Linked DNA regions of Mus musculus: region 1 is linked to region 2. Evidence: chromatin loops called from intact Hi-C (ENCODE). Cell type or tissue: heart. All regions are shown on one strand.

What was found. A loop is a pair of places that touch in the nucleus more often than their neighbours do. Peaks named below come from ENCODE experiments on the same cell type or tissue, not always from the same donor. Only the 100,000 strongest peaks of a DNase experiment are listed, where the experiment ranks them.
Region 1: it touches region 2 in a loop (2.4-fold over the local background); 3 of 42 quality-filtered maps call a loop at or near these places.

Annotation. Positions count from the first base shown.
Region 1 is chr6:36,968,097-36,976,096 of GRCm38, forward strand. It overlaps Dgki (diacylglycerol kinase, iota), which reads right to left. Exons shown (of 34, transcript NM_001081206.2): 22 at 7,051-7,151. Among named protein-coding and RNA genes, the nearest start is that of Gm52857, 69 kb to the left of the region's middle. In heart, no CTCF peak of the experiment used is centred here; no DNase peak of the experiment used is centred here.
Region 2 is chr6:37,033,482-37,041,481 of GRCm38, forward strand. It overlaps Dgki (diacylglycerol kinase, iota), which reads right to left. Exons shown (of 34, transcript NM_001081206.2): 13 at 1,103-1,216. Among named protein-coding and RNA genes, the nearest start is that of Gm52857, 130 kb to the left of the region's middle. In heart, CTCF peaks have their summits at 3,743 (motif pointing left) and 5,194; no DNase peak of the experiment used is centred here; H3K27ac peaks cover 334 bases.

The DNA.
Region 1 (8,000 bases), 65 kb before region 2:
AGAATCTGTAACAGTCCAGAGGACACTGGGTAGATGTGCCAGATTCAGGAAAGGTGGTACCCTAGATTGGATCTTGGAACAGAAAGTCTAAGTTAAGGGTTTAGTTAATAGCAAAGAAGCACTGGTCTTTGAGAAATATATTGTGACAATTAATGTAAAGTTGGGATTATCTGTCTTGTTTTTGAAACTTTATGAATCTCAAACCATTCTGGAAGTACTGAATTGATAAAGTAACCCAGGCCCAAGAAAACAAATACTGCCTTCCTCCTCTCATACAAGGGTGCTAACTTCTCTTTTTTATGTGTGCATATTTATGTGGAAATGAGAATAAAGGTATGCGAGGGGGTAAGAGATTGCACAGAATAGGATATGGGAAGGGCAACAGAACACATACCCTGTGGACTTGGGAGGCTGAGTGCTGGGGATGGAAGGGAACAGGCATAGAGTGGGAGAAGGGGAGTGAAGGACAGAGATGGGTGACAGGGACAGCCAATCAACACAAAGTTGTATGAAAGTCCCATAAGGAAGCCTACTAACTTAAGTGGTAATTTAAAAGTAAAGAAATAAAATGTTAAATTTCAGCGAGGCTATGTCAGAAGATGCATCTAGGAGACGGAACTCAGGGGTGGAAGAGAAATTGTAATTATCTGGTCAGATAATCACATATGAGCATGGCGCTCGCATGCTTCATGGGTTTAAGCTTCTTATCATGCCAGTACACCGTTGTGCAGGAAGTGTAATAGAAGCAACTTGAGTGACTACAGTTCTACTTTCTTCCCACCATCTTGTCAGGACCCACCTGGCCTCATATCTGAAGGTTCCTGTTCTGAGAATTCAAATATTAAAATCTTTCCAAGCAGTTACCTGATTCCCCGCAGAGGAAAACACTCACATCATTTGACTCCCCAGATTGATCTTCTGAAATGTGTATCGATGTTTTGCTTAGAGTTACTTTTTAAAATTCATTATATTAATTATCTACGTTGTGTTTGCACTGTATTTGACCCCAAATTGACTAATGATCTAAAGCATATGGGAAAGAGATGCCCAGGCCTTATGAAAATAGAAGTGAAAATATTGCTCTATGAAAGAGGTCCTGAGAACAAAGGCATCAGTATCCTCCAGCCTGTTCTTCAAGGGGAAAAAGTGAATTGGAGGGTGGTGGGCTGCATAGTCTGTCTGAGGTCAGACTATCCCCTGAACCTGGTTCACAGACCTGAAGACTCATGGGTGATGTGATGACAGACAGTGAAGCTGCTTAACAATAACAGCCTCACCTCACATTTGCAGATTGACACAGCACGGTAATGTGTCAGGTTCAGCAACAGGGGCTTTATATACAAGATTACATTTAAACCACCCCCCCAGCCCCCGCACTGTACAAGGTTTCAATTATATTCTCATTTTAGAGATGAGAGATCTGATCATCAGAAAAATTAAATTACTTGGCCAAGGTTGCAACTGAGATTCAAACACAAACATTCCTGGCAGTCTCCCCTAACTCGCTTACCAAGAAAATTCCATTAGTACGGACGCCTAAATGCTCTAATTAGACTGTGGGCCTGATATCATTAGTCTGAACCAATATACTGAGGAAGCTTGCATGATACATTATAGGCATCCACACAGCATCCATTACCCTGAAATGATGCATATACAAGCTTCTTAATTGTGCACTTGATGTGCAACAAACATTACCCCCTCCTGCCTTTGTCTTCATTTGGTCCAAACAAATACTTGTTTGTATTTTAGACTCTTATGAATTATCACAGCAATTCAGGATCCCTGAGTTTCCTCCTCCAGGGCTATGGTAATCACTTCTGCCTCTCCTGAAGATCTGGTTATCTGATATCTCAGACTCATCCTTATATGATTCTAGGACAAGCTATCAGACATGCTGACCACGAGACAGTACTTACCACATGGCCAAAATGCAATGCTTGGCCAGTGGGAAAACTGTAACTTTAGATAACGCAAGTTATAAAACAAAGCTGCACATGGGTTGCTAGAACTGACGACAATGAGTATGGAGAGCTAGAGTGTCACAGGTTCAAAGCTAAACTTACCCGGTCATCTTAGTCTTTCTAGTGGACAGTCTTCTACTATCCCCTTGCATGTGACTTGAGATCCTGGTGAGGGGGACTCTAAACTGCTCTATGGGACACTCATAATGACTCCACTGAAACCCACCTTTACTCTTCAATTTCTTTCCCACTGCCTCTCCTCACTTACCTTAAATATTAAAAACTACACCTTTCCATGTCCCTGTTCTGTTATTATCTCTTCTATTTACTTCATCCCTTCTTAATAAATTCAATTCAAAATTAATTCTAAAACTCTTCCTGGGCCTCCTGACTCATACTGTAAATATTCTTTAAATAACAATTTTGATTCTTAAATCTACAGTTCCTCTGTAGCCTGCCTGACAACTCAGATTGACTCAGACTATTATTTAACATACTACACTGCCTTACGTGGACAATGTCTTCCTGATACGGAATCTGAATAGCAGCCTTTGCTTCAGAGACCTATAGCTGACAGCACCCTATCAGACAAGCAGCCCCTGCCTACTATCTTCCAGCTCAGCTCAAAAGCCAGGAATTCAGATTTGACACCTATCATCCCCTGCCCACTTCTCCTCCTCCTCTTTCCTTCCCTATAAAACCATGCCTGTATCCCATTCCTCTGTATGCCCCCCTCCCGTCTCGTGTGTGTGTGTGTGTGTGTGTGTGTGTGTGTGTGTGTGTGTGTGTGTGTGTATGTTAGAACATGAGCCTGCCACTTCAAGATACTGGTCCCTCTAAAATACCACATCTCTGGCCTGCAGAAATCAGGCCACACATCCTTGCCAATTTTTTCTTGGGATAAAGGACTGATAAGCCCTGATGTGAACATGCAGATCTCAGTGGGGGAAAAGCAAGCTGCAAGAGTCACAGTACCACCTGCATCCCAGGAACTTCTCTGGAAGCCAGCCCCTTCTGCCTTGCTCTCCACTTGTTAGGAGTCATTTTTCCTAATGTATTCGCGTCTAATGTTCTCCTACATCAAGTCCAACCATGCTGCCTCAAGCATGATGCTCCATTCTCATGCTCTCCCAGTGCAAGCCCTTGCATGCTCGCCTTGATCATAAGGTTCTCTCTCTCAATAAAGCTCCTTCCTTCCTTCCTTCCTTCCTTCCTTCCTTCCCTCCCTCCCTCCCTCCCTCCCTCCCTCCTTCCTTCCTTTTTAACATTTTAAAAAAATATTTTATTTATTTACATCTCAAATGTTGACCCTCCCAGTCCCTCCTCCCAGAGTTCTTCACCCCCTCCTCCCTCCCCTTCCCTTCTGAGGGGGTGCTCCCTACCATCCCTCCTCCCTGAGGCATCAAGTCTCTACAGGATTGGGCATCCTCTCCCACTGAGATCAGACAAGGCAGCCCTCTGAGACACAGGCATGAGGCTCCTTTCTTAAGGTAACCTTCAGTCAGCACTTTCCCCAAACCCGCCCCTCTCACTTGCACAGTTTCTTGAAAACGTGGACTCCTTAGACCTTTGTTCCTCTCCCTGGACATGCTCACCGTTTCCCACTTTGGACCCTTTGTCACAGAAACTCCACTGGTGTTGAAATGAGACCCTTTCACACAGGGCCCCTCCCTTGCTTCACATCCCTTTAATACAAAACTCCGAGATCCTCTTTCAATCATCTTACCAATCCAAACTGCCTCCAGTCTTCTGGCTGACCTCTGAGTCCAAAGCTCCCCTGCCACTTGGGGGCTTCTGCTCCCTTTGCCATCAATTCCTTTAAGATGCTTGTCACCACGCAGATGTAAAAGCTCCCCGCACCCCACCCTCCTCCCACGCACAACACACAGGGCCCTGAGTCAGGGGTCTGTATCTCCAGAAAGCTTGTCTCATTTTCCCCAGTGGGTTTTTGGAGACGAATTAAAGGTTGTATTTATTTACTGAATAAAAAAAAAAAATGTGTAGAGTTAGCTGGCATCAAAAGTGCAGTGCAATAAGCCAGGGTAGGATTCAGGTAAATTCAGGTGCAAATTATTATGCACATCAAAGTGTAAGTCCACTTAAGTCTCTGGTAGCTAGAACTACAGCCATGTCAAAAGCTGCGTCTTGGTTCATAGACTGTGTAATTACATTTGTGCTTTACTACTGGATCATTTGAATATCTCATTTAGTTAATGGTAGTGAATTTCTGTTGTCACTCTAAGAGACTTGGCTTAGCTTTTTCCTTGTGCTCTCTCTTCCTATCTTGAAAATCACCTTTACCCTGAGAACTAATAAACCATAAGCAATGAAGAGACAGTTTTAAGTAATAACTAAATTTATCAACAAGTGCTGAGGGCGAGCCTATGGAGCATTTTAGTACCCTATGCTTAGACATTAGGGATAGGCCCATGGGAGAGGTGGAGCTTCATGGAAGAGAGACAGAAAGTGTCTGAGATAGTATAGTTGTGTTTCCATCTGTTGATATAAGCAGAACAGTATGGCACACTGGATTACCAGAAGCCCTGAGTTGAAGATGGCAGCAGGACTGTGCTAGCCAGCAAACATCCAAGGCTGTACTCTAATATGAACAACCATCCAGACACACGTGTAGGAAACAATTATGCAGTGGTGGCAAACAGCCCATGGAGCCTGGATAGATCACTCAGCTCTGTCATCAGGAACTATTATTTTAAATAGCATTACCACTGCTCAGCTGAAACTTTTTACCAATAAAGGAATGCTTCTGGCTGGACTCAGTTTGTTTGTTTTTCCTGAATGCAGATCAGAGTACAATTTTCTGGGGCCCTTTCTATCTAGATGTATTTCAGGAAGTTCATTTAATTAGTGCTTCTAAAATAATATGTGTTTTGGCGTGCACATCACATATGAACTTGAACTGGCCTTCACTCATACTCAGCTTGAGCTCTGTCAGCCATTCTGTGGATCTGTACTCAGTTGCATGGTAGACTCTGTGCAAGGCAAAAGGAGCAGGGGTCAGTAAATCCTTAGCCTCGAGAGTTAAGCTTCCCTGCGCGCCTGCAGGTTCCAAGCATCACCGCCATTCGTTAAAAGCGGAACGGCTGACTTAGCAGCTTTTCCTCCCAATTGATTTTCCTTTCAAACTCAGATCTTTAATATAATTCCTTTCTGTTCCCCTCTAAGAGTTCCCTCATTCTCTTGGCTTCCAGAGATACCGCTGAATTTATCTGTCCTGGGCTCATGCCAAATCACTGTTCCCAATTTAAGAAGTTTGCTTGGACAGAAGTTTTATTATTTAAGATAGGATGAGTCAAGAAAGCCCTTGCCAGGAAATGTCATCTTCCTGGAAAAACTCAAATCACAATTACCTCCAGCAACAATGGAGAGATACAGGCCCAGAGGAGATAACACGGATAATTGAACGTTACAGATAAGCCTCCAAATTCCTGTCAGCCAAAATCTTCAGATGTACCCTACCCCCAGCCAAGCTCTCCAGAGCAGATGATAAGCTGCAAAACCGGCCTTGAGATGCATTGTCTTTTATTGGTTTTTAATAATTGGAAGCTATTAGTGTTTTTAATAATCAGAAGCTATTAGTTCGGAATTGTGAAAAGAGGAGGCACGGAAGGCTGCTCTTTGTGAGTAGTTTCAGAAAGTCAACTTAGTCCAACTGTAGCTATACCTCCTCAATACGTGTGCTTATTCCTCTGTCAGTGGGTTAAATTGGACTTTGTACTAATCTATCATTTATACCCTCATTTATATTAGAAAACATAGTTCATAGTGGATTCTTAACAAAAGGAAGAAATGCAGAGACTCAGAGAATGGCTTCTGTCCTTCAGTTCACACTTTCCTGCCAAAGAAGAGGAGAGGGCGGGACAGAGTTTGTGGGAACTGTAAGGTACTGATGTCTGTGGAAGAGGATGCTCACTGAAGCAGGTGAGAGAGTCAAAAAAGGAGTCTCCTCACACAACTTCCCAGAGGCTCAGTGAACAACCTACCCGGAAAGGCCCCTGGCTCACTGCCGTCTGCAGATACCAGAAAAAACCAACTCTCAACTGAAAGGTCTTCCATCTGATAAAGCTTGTGCCAGTTCAGTTGTAAGTGAGCAGAGCCAGGAAGCGACTCTCCCAGGAAGCCTTGCTGCTCTCCCTATCCAGCATCGTTTTCCCTCATTTTAACTACTGGCCTCTTACAACTCAGGTCTACAGTGAGCCAATTGATAGTGGGCTTGACGAAGCTTTGGTTTCATTAAGTCCCTTCTTTCTAGTGACACTCATGTCTGTTTTCTTGAGCACTGGTCTTTCCTTACCCCATTTTATTGCATCTAACTACTGGTTCCCACAAGTAAGGGGTATCTTAACCCAGAACCTTAAATACATGTTGTACTTATGATAGCAATGTATTATATATTCTGCCCAATGATGTCTAAACATCGATCATGGTGTAGAAACTGATCTAAAGTAGCGGTCAGAATATACACCATATCCAGTAAGTACTGTTTGTTGACATACATTAACAATTAGCTATGCATTCAAGGATATACAAGGAAGTTAAGCATTGACGTAATTCATAGGTTGACTCAAACTACAACTTCAGAAACAGTGTTGCATTATAATATAACCAATCACCCTATTGTCTCGACATTCCAGGATCACGGTCTTTGGTGTGACATCCTACAACAATATAGGAGCTGAAGGGACTGGTGGGCTTGTCCAGATAACTCCACTGATGATCCAGAGCACAAAGCAAGCTCCACAAAGAAACCTGTGGAGATTCCTAAGTTTCTAGATGTTTCTGTGTCAACCTTCTGCAGATCTCGTTTTAGATAAAGCTAAGACTACAGAGGTATGTAATCCAAGAGCACTCATGTCAGAACACCCAGCTCTACCTTTTCCCTTCACTGTTCCCATTTCCTTTGGCTCATACAGAGCATCACCAGGAGCTCCCCTGTCACGTGCACTTCCCTCTTCCCTTCTCCAGCTGCAGTTTTCAGACAGGAGGACCAATGACTCTACCCATCAAAACATGGAGGAACCAAGACCAAAGAGACTCACCAAGTGCCCCTCGGGCACTAGTAACTTACAAGCTTCCCGGAGTTTGTCCTTGTCATAGTGGAGTCCTTCATAGTCTTGTAAACTGATTTTGTTCACACGGATCCTCAGGCGATCTGGGACAGACTGGGGACTGCAAGGCAAAAAGCAAGTGGTCAGATATAGTGCTGGAGCAGAACTGGAAAATGAGAAAGGGTCCTGGAGAGACTGGGGGTGATCGAATCTCCTGTGGGTTAAAAGAAGAGGTTTGTTTATAAACCAGAAATACACAAAAAGTATCTGAAGAGTCCTTTTCTAGAAACCTAATGTAACTGCAATTTAGGTAAGAACAAAGGACTAGGGGGATAAAAGGCTCTGGGAAACATTCCTAGTAATATTTGCTATTAGTTTGCCAAAAGTTCAAATAACTGTGTTTTGTTGTGTAATAAATTAGACACACAAGTAGTGAAAAATAATGAGAACATGTTAGTGCTACAAAATAAAATAGTGGTAACTATGTCTGTAGCAGTCAAAGCTGGAAAATGTACTTAAAAGTACAAACGAGGCATCTACAGTAAACAGGACCAAGTTGAGCCTTCTCATTCTGTTGAGGAGCCTTGGGAAGCACCACTCAGTTAAAGGATGGTATAACTTAAGCTGCCTGTGAGCTGCCTTGGAAAGAAGCAGGTAAGTTGTGCTGAAAGAACTCCTTCAGGCCAGCCCAGGACAGGTTTTCATTAGTTAATCAGGAAGCACCAAGTTCCCGGAGGCCTCTTGTCCACCTGCCTAGATTATGTGCATTTGTCCTAAGTCACATCTTCAAGTGGTTTAATCCTTGGCCTGAGCTGAATGAAAACAAACTTAATTGTTATCATTTCCTCCTGTGGATCAATGTATTCCTTTTGGTCCATGAGAATACATTAGTTTCATTGGTTGAAAGAACTTTCTCAAACACAAGACAGCTGCTTATGTTTATTTTTTTATAGTAAATGATAATAAACAT
Region 2 (8,000 bases):
GATTTGGGTAGTACATTTATTTTTATACCAGCCACTTAAAAAGAGAAAAAGGTAAGGCAAAATATAACAAGAATAACAAAAGATAAGTTAACTCGGTTAAGGGCCAAATCAGTGTCTGCTATGGATCTGTCACATAGAGTGACCATGAAGATCCTTGTCATATGAAACAGATGTCAAGCAAAAACCTAATAAGAGGGATCTAGGGAGCTAGCAATGGACATTAATTATTTTTTAAAGAATATTTGGATTTATTCTCCCACAATTTCGTACACCTATATACTGTATTTTGATCATATTCCCCTATTATCCTGTTACCTGTTTTCATGCCCTCCTCATCAAAGCTTCCTCCTTACAACTATCCCTCTTCAGCTCCCACATCTTCTTCTTAATGGTTCACTGAGCTAAACTGGAATTCCCTGGTTGAGTGTGAATGTGGGGTCATTAACTGGGGCTGAGCTATTTACCAGGGACTACACCACTGAATAGAAATGACTGCCTCCATCAGCTTTTAGTACCAATAGCTTCTGGGCTGGCATGTTAGTGTCTGGTGGCTTCTTTTAGTTTAGTACAAGATAGATATATACATGAAATGGCCAGTTAGCAACAGGTGGGGCTTCCCTCACACCTTCCAGAGAATGGTACGCAATGGGAGGGACAATCAAGATACCAGTCTCATCAAAGCTACAATAAGGATCATCAGTAAACCTCCATGTTCAAAAGAAGTAGTGACTGATTCAAAGGATAAGCCTTAATTCTAAAGCAGATTTGCCATTATGGCCAGGGCTGAGGGTCAGGGTGACCGGAGATTGGCAGAACTGCTTCTCATGACCACTTGAGACTGACCCATTGGCCATGCCCTGGTAGATACTTCAACACTCAACCTATCTGTGCACTAACCATGTGTTTTCTTCACACTCAACCCCTCCTCCCTGGATGATTCTAAGTCTAAAGTGAAGAAATGACAAAGAAACAGGCCATTTGAGTCCCACTTCTAACTTGTCCCTCTGACAGCAGTAGCTTACTGCTTCTAGGGGCGAGCACAGAGTGATCTGCAGGTCTGGCTTGCTCCTCTATGCTAAGGGCAGCCGCCTCCAGTTCTTACCCCTCCCCAGTTGAGCGTCCGAGCCAGGTCATTCCCAGTCCCCAGTGGAAGCACCCCCACAGGAGGCTGTGGGCTCAGCTGCAGCTCGTCCAGGATGGAGAGGATCCAGCCCACCTACAGACACATTGGGGGCCAGAAGGGAGAAGAGAAAGACAATAAGTCACCAGGAAGGAAATTGAGGAGGCTTGGAAAGGTCAGAATGCTTAAAACACATGTTTAATACAGTGGTCAGACAACAGAAAGCCTGCTTACTTCAAGTGCTTTCAAAATGGTCAAACCTTAAATAGGAAAAAAGACCACTTTATGCATGCTTTATTATATAATCAAATGGGGACTCATAAATCTGCATGTTTATCTAGAATGATACTTTAAAATTTAGGGGAATTTAAGGTCATTTAGATGGGGTAATAGAACAGAGTACCAGAGAGAATATAAAACTCAGAATCAGACTAAATTCCAATGCAGCTCATACAGGCTACAGAACCTTGATTAAGCTGCATAACTTTACAGAGACTAATTTATTTGATTTTCAAAATGAGATAATGAGACCTACTTCACAGGGCCGTGTACAGCTTAAACCACAACGCATCTAAAGACTGAACACTGGTCTATGGCCGATACAGGCCCTCGTTGCATGACCACCCTCCACAGCATCATTTTGGAAACTCGTAGTTTTCCTAATTGTCCCTAAAAATCTCTTTTATGATTCACTATGGAGACAAGACTGTGCATGGACTTAATGTCTCAGATAAATCTAAACAGAAAGTACATACTAGGATCACAAGCCCCGCTTAATCTGTGTTCTAGAAGAAAAAAATCCTTTGAATTTAGCCATATTACAATACAAACAAACAGCTCCTAACCTCAGCATAGCAAAAAAGAAACCTACATGTCTTTAGGATGTCACACAGACCCACGTTCCATACATAGGTCTCCCTAATAATTTTCAACTATGGCTTACATGGTGGAAGTACAGATGACACATGTCAAGAAGAGATTATGTTAAAGGTTATGACTTCAGTTCCGGTTGCATATTAACCCATTCTACCCCAAATTTGGGGCGGAGGGGGGGGGAAATCCTACTATAAGCCACTTAAAATTCTTCTCCTATTCTCTGACAGATGAGCCTTATCCTTTAAGTGTTCCATTCCAGAGCTCAGCAAAACAGTGACATGTTTTAGTCTATACTTGTATGAGTGTCATGGGGTTTTCTTTTAACAACATGCTAGCACTGCATTTAATGAGCACCACCAACTACATGCACAACAGAGCAGAACGGCTGAAATAACGAGATTAATGAGCTGGGCTATGCTGGATAAGACAAAATGGCTGCCCTCAGAGTTCACGCTGGCAGAGGATGGTACACTGATTACAATCTCTATGCTATCCCCGAGCAACATCACATTATTGAACTTCAAAAATGTCAAGACGAAGCCATTACTATATGCCAACATAAAAAGACTCCGTAAGATAGTTTAATTTTAGTTTCCACTTTGTAAGGGAGTTGAATGATAGAGCGGCATTAGCATCGCATCATTTATACATGAGAACTGCCGTTCATAACGAGGTAAGACTAACACCAGTTAGTGAGGCCAGCATTTTTAGTGCCGCAGAGGAATAAGTTTTCATAAGGAGGTGAGGATCGCAAGGCCTACCAGCACAAGCTCACAGTTCCAAACTTCTCAGGAGGCTGAGGGAGGAGGATGGTGAGTGAGGCCAACCTAGGCAATTTGTGAAGCCCTATCTCAGGACAAAACAAAATAAAGAGGTGAGTGGGGTGTAGCTCAATGGGAAATCTCCTGCTGGCATGCCCCAAGACCTCCCTAAGTTCCGTTTCTAAAACCGAAAAACTACTAACTCAATAATACCAAACCTGGTACTGGGAATGGCCTGACTATCTTAGAGGCAGCAATATGTGATTTTTGACATCTCTGGATGTAGAGAAAGCTCCAAAATTCACTACATGTGACACACTACAAACACAGATCTTCCTAAGTGTTAAGAAGCCATTCCTGGACCATCCTTAGATTGTGACCTGGATTTCTTTAGCTCTTTTTGCTCACACCGTGCCAGTCAAGTGGTCCAGGTGATAAGTCGGCTCTCGTGGCTGTGCCAAACACTGTTTCCTTGCTACTAAAAGCACAGCTAAGCACAATGAAAGCTGAAAGAACTGGGAAACTGTAGGAAGCTTGTGGAGGGTCATAGAAAGGTCACAAGCATCCAGAATGATAAACACAGATGCAGACAGCACTAAGAGAAACCAGAGCTGCAGACATGCAATAGAACTCAGAATCTAATTCAACAATGCATCCAGAGAAGAATATTGGATGCTTCCCCCCCCAAACTTCTCTGAGTCGCCCGTCCTCACTCTTTTTATTTTTCTAGATTTAAATGAGAGATTGTTCTTATTTTAATTTGCCTATATCTCTCTTTCCTTGGGAAGATATTTATATTAGTTCACCCTTACAACATCTGATCTTACTGTAAACACAGCAGTAATAGAAGAGAGAGCTGAGAAAGACATCTTCTTGTCCATCAACAAAACACAGGGCATTAAAGGTGAGGTAAAGAAAACCTTGGGGCAGTGGAGGAATCCAGTCTGCTGTCTGTCTAGTAATGAGGGATGAAAGCAGCCCCCTGCTGGCTAGAGGCTGTACTGGTACCAGTGTTCTCTAGGCAGGGGGAAAGAAGGTTGGAACAGAGTACAGATGCCCACTGCCTGAGGCCCGGCCCCGGGACTGTAACTTGGTATGTCTGGAAGAAACTGAGAGAGCCTCTGTCTGGTAAACAGTTAGGCCAATCTCCCACAAACCCAGGGATGTGTTTCTAGCATGGAAGCTTTCACCACCCACAGCAGACACAATTCTAGTCTGATAAGTCTTAAAATACTCTGTGAGGAAACGAAACAGAGATCGAAAGCGAACATCAAACAACCGCCTCTGAACATGAGCCTACAAAGAAAAACTCTAAGTCACTTGAAAGCTCACACTGAAAGAGATGGAAAAGCAAGAGGATTAGCCACCAAGAAAGGAGTCCTGCGACTGCCTGTGATGGGTTTGGCAGCTGCCAATCAAATCTTCTCAGGCTTAGCTGCTGTCTTGCTTTCTAAAAGAGTGGTTCCCAAGGGATGGGCTTCATCTGCACTCAGCTCTACACAGAGCCTTGGGGACTTTGAGGATCTTGTACCCTCATCTTCAAGGACAAAGTACACTTCTTCAGACTTTCACACGAAGATGTCTTTACACACAAACTGGATGCGCATTTGTGTACTATGTACGTGGACGTATCTGCTTGTGCCTGTGCATGCATATGACAGCATAAGGCAGCACCGTAGCGGGGCAGAGAGCACAGGATCCAGAAGGAGACGCTGGCATTGGAACCAAGCTCCCATGGGTACTGGAGTGAGTGGACCAGTCACTAAGCACACCCCTTCCTCTTCTGTAAAGTGGAGAGTAACGGTGACTGCATGCCAGTGTCATTTTCTCTACTGGACGTGCAGACCTTGCTTTGCACATGCCTGACAACTAAGAAATGCAAACTACCATACCCTTGCCTGTCTTCACACCGGGAAGTCTGTCTTTTGTAAACCATAGATAAAACCAGGAGTCAACTTTCCTGCAACTGAAACAGGCCATCCAAAAGAGATGGGCACAAATGTGCTGCCATAGCAGGAAAATTGGGGGATCACGGGTAACGTCCTACGTGCTTGTCCTTATAAAAGCAAAACAAAAGTATGCAAAGGATCTTCAGGCCTCAAAGCTGGGGGAGTGGGGAGGGCTCGACCTCCCAGGTTGTTATCAGAAGCCTGCTCTTTTCACGATCCCAGATTTCAGATTACAGGCTCTCAAATAGGTTCTCTGTTTTATCCGGCTTTAATGTTCCCCCAAATTATCTGTGCCAGCCCACTAGTCCCATTCCAATTATTTCCTCCCACTGGTGAAGAACATTATCCAGACTGAACCAACACATTCCCAGCTTCCCCGCTCTGCCCTTCAGGACCATCAGGACTGGCAGCTTGAGAACTGAGTCCTCCTGCGTTGCCTCTTGCCTGAGCAGGCACGATGCAGCAGCAGCAGCTGGCCAATGCTGCCACCACCTGCCTGCTCTCAGCTCGAGCTGTCACAGAAGGACACCGAGTGATATTTGCCTTCCACGGTGCACTGACAATGGACAGGGCTGAGGAGTGTGGATGACAGTGAACTGACATTTTCCTCTGACAGAACAGGCAGAAAAGAACGAAGCCCACCTTGGTGGAGAATGGTACGTACATCCCTCCACTCTCACAGAAAAGCAAGGCACAACAGTGGACAGGTACAGCCATCCCTAGCCCTCTGTGTCTAGAGGTTCCTTATCAATGACTTAAGTCATTGCTTGGACTGAAGTTTCCAAGCAAACATTCATGTCTACACTGCAGGTGCACGTTTCCTTCTGGTCACGTTTCCCTAAAAACGAAGCTATTTCCATAGCATAAGGGGGCCAAGTCTAAAGATGGTGTGTGGTATATACAAGAATGCATGTAGGTCCCCACAGAAATGTTACATCATTTTATATCAAGGACTGTGCATCAGACAAGTTGGTATCTATAAGGACTCTTGAAACAAGTCACGCACAGATGCCAAGGAAGAAGTAAACTACCATTTCCTTTTAGTGCTTTATATCCTTAACTTTTAACCTATGATTTAATTTTAATTGTATAACTTACCACACTATCTGAAGAAATATGATTATCACTAAGCAAGAAAAAAATAAAGACAAAATAAAGTATAGATATTTGGATATCTATCCACTCCCTTCTACTGATAAATGCATGCAGAAGTCATAGCATGTGCTTTCTCGTAGAAGGGAAAATACGGGGGTGGGGGACAGAAATCAAGGGAGGACAGGGTTTCACATGATCAACTAGGCCCTACCATGGTCCTGTCTAATTTGTCTTTTTTCTATAATTTCTGACCTGCAGTCCTACCCGTTCAGAATTAGGGGCCATCTACTACTCTTAATCTAGGAAAGCCAAATGAACAGGAAGTGTGAAATGAAGGGCAAATGTCAATCTAATTGAAGATTTTTAACAAGACACTAGAATCGCTAACAGTGAGCTGGATGGTCTCGCCTAGTTTCTCTGAGTCAAGACCCAGATGGGCAGAGGTCACAGGCTATTGCACAAGGAGCCATAGTAGGGGTGCGTGCAGCAGAAGTGGCCGAGTCCACTTGCTCTTCCACGTATGAGCAGAGTAAGCAGCACTAGATGTCTGGCAGTATGGTATAACCAAGAAAAAAGACACATAGGTATAATTTTGCCAAAGAGTGATAATTTCTAATAAGTCTTTTATTGTGAGCATGAATGTTTCAGGACGCTCACGTGTTAATCTGGGTTTTATTTCAGCACAGGGATCAAAGAGGGAATCACACCACCCAACACCTGTACCTATGTGCCTCTGACCTGGGCAAGTCAGGTGCAAAGAGACCACATCTGTGCGACCTAGAGACAAAGCCACTGGCCACTGAATGGCAGATCCAAACTGGATGGCTGCATACCTACTGTATCAGTCAGACTGCAAAGGCACTGTAAATAGCATGTGTCCTGGCTAGTTTTGTGTCAACTTGACACAGCTGGGATTATCACAGAGAAAGGAGCTTCAGTTGAGGAAATGCCTCCATGAGATACAACTGAAAGGCATTTTCTCAATTAGTGATCACGGGGGAAGGGCCCCTTGTGGGTGGGACCATCTCTGGGCTGGTAGTCTTGGTTCTATAAGAGAGAAGGCTGCGCAAGCCAGGGGAAGCAAGCCAGTAAAGAACATCCCTCCATGGCCTCTGCATCAGCTCCTGCTCCCTGACCTGCTTGAGTTCCATTCCTGACTTCCTTGGTGATGAACAGCAGAATGGAAGTGTAAGCCGAATAAACCCTTTCCTCCCCAACTTGCTTCTTGGTCATGATGTTTGTGAAGAATAAAAACCCTGACTAAGATAGCATGTAAAATGGTTCACAGTAAGTTACATCTTGCATGCTGTGGTGTTTTCTATAAAATGTAAAGGAAATATGAAACAAAATTTGCCTACTACTTTTCAATGTTGTTCTTAAAAATGCCTTCTAGAAAAAGTCAAACTACAAATGTGGTTTAACCATAATGCCCATGGACAGCAGTGGTCTGAACTACTACACCACCGACTTTGAGGAACCTTAGATATCACAATAGTTGTCTTTACAGATTTAATAATGCCACAGAAACAGTAGAAAAGCCACATTTTTCCATATCCACTTCCAAATGCGTTTTGGAACTGGATATGGAATTGTATATTTTATTAATATAAAAACAAAATAACTGATATTGAAGCCTAAAACCTTTTCTCCAAAATAATACATTTCTACATATTACAGAATATGTTGCATACTTCACATGGTTAATATGTGAGCAGCTGCCACCAAAAATATTCCCTCTGTGATTCCTCCTTGAGTGGTGTCACCGCTCGGGCAGAATACTGACAGTATCCAGTGATGTGTTCACTAACCGAAGGCTCCATACCTCGTGTCAAACGTGTGTCCAGCATGTTGGAGAATTACACTCCTTTTACTTAAAGCTTGCAGTTTGCCCCACACAGAGTCACTAGGCTGTCTCTCTGTGTTAATTCTGCCTCCATGCAATAATAAGTCTCACATTCCAGAGGTTTCAGAGAGGGCTCCACAATTAAGAACGCTGGCTGCTCTTCTGGAGTCCCTGGGCTCCACTCTTAGCACCCACATGGTGGCTCACAACTGTTGCAGGGGATCCCGTGCTGTCCTCTGGCTTCTTTCACCACCAGGCCTGCACATTGAATACAGGCAAAATACTCATGCATGTATGAAAATCTGAAATCTCCACATTCCGAACCAGCAATCACATGGGATAAACATTCCAGAAAC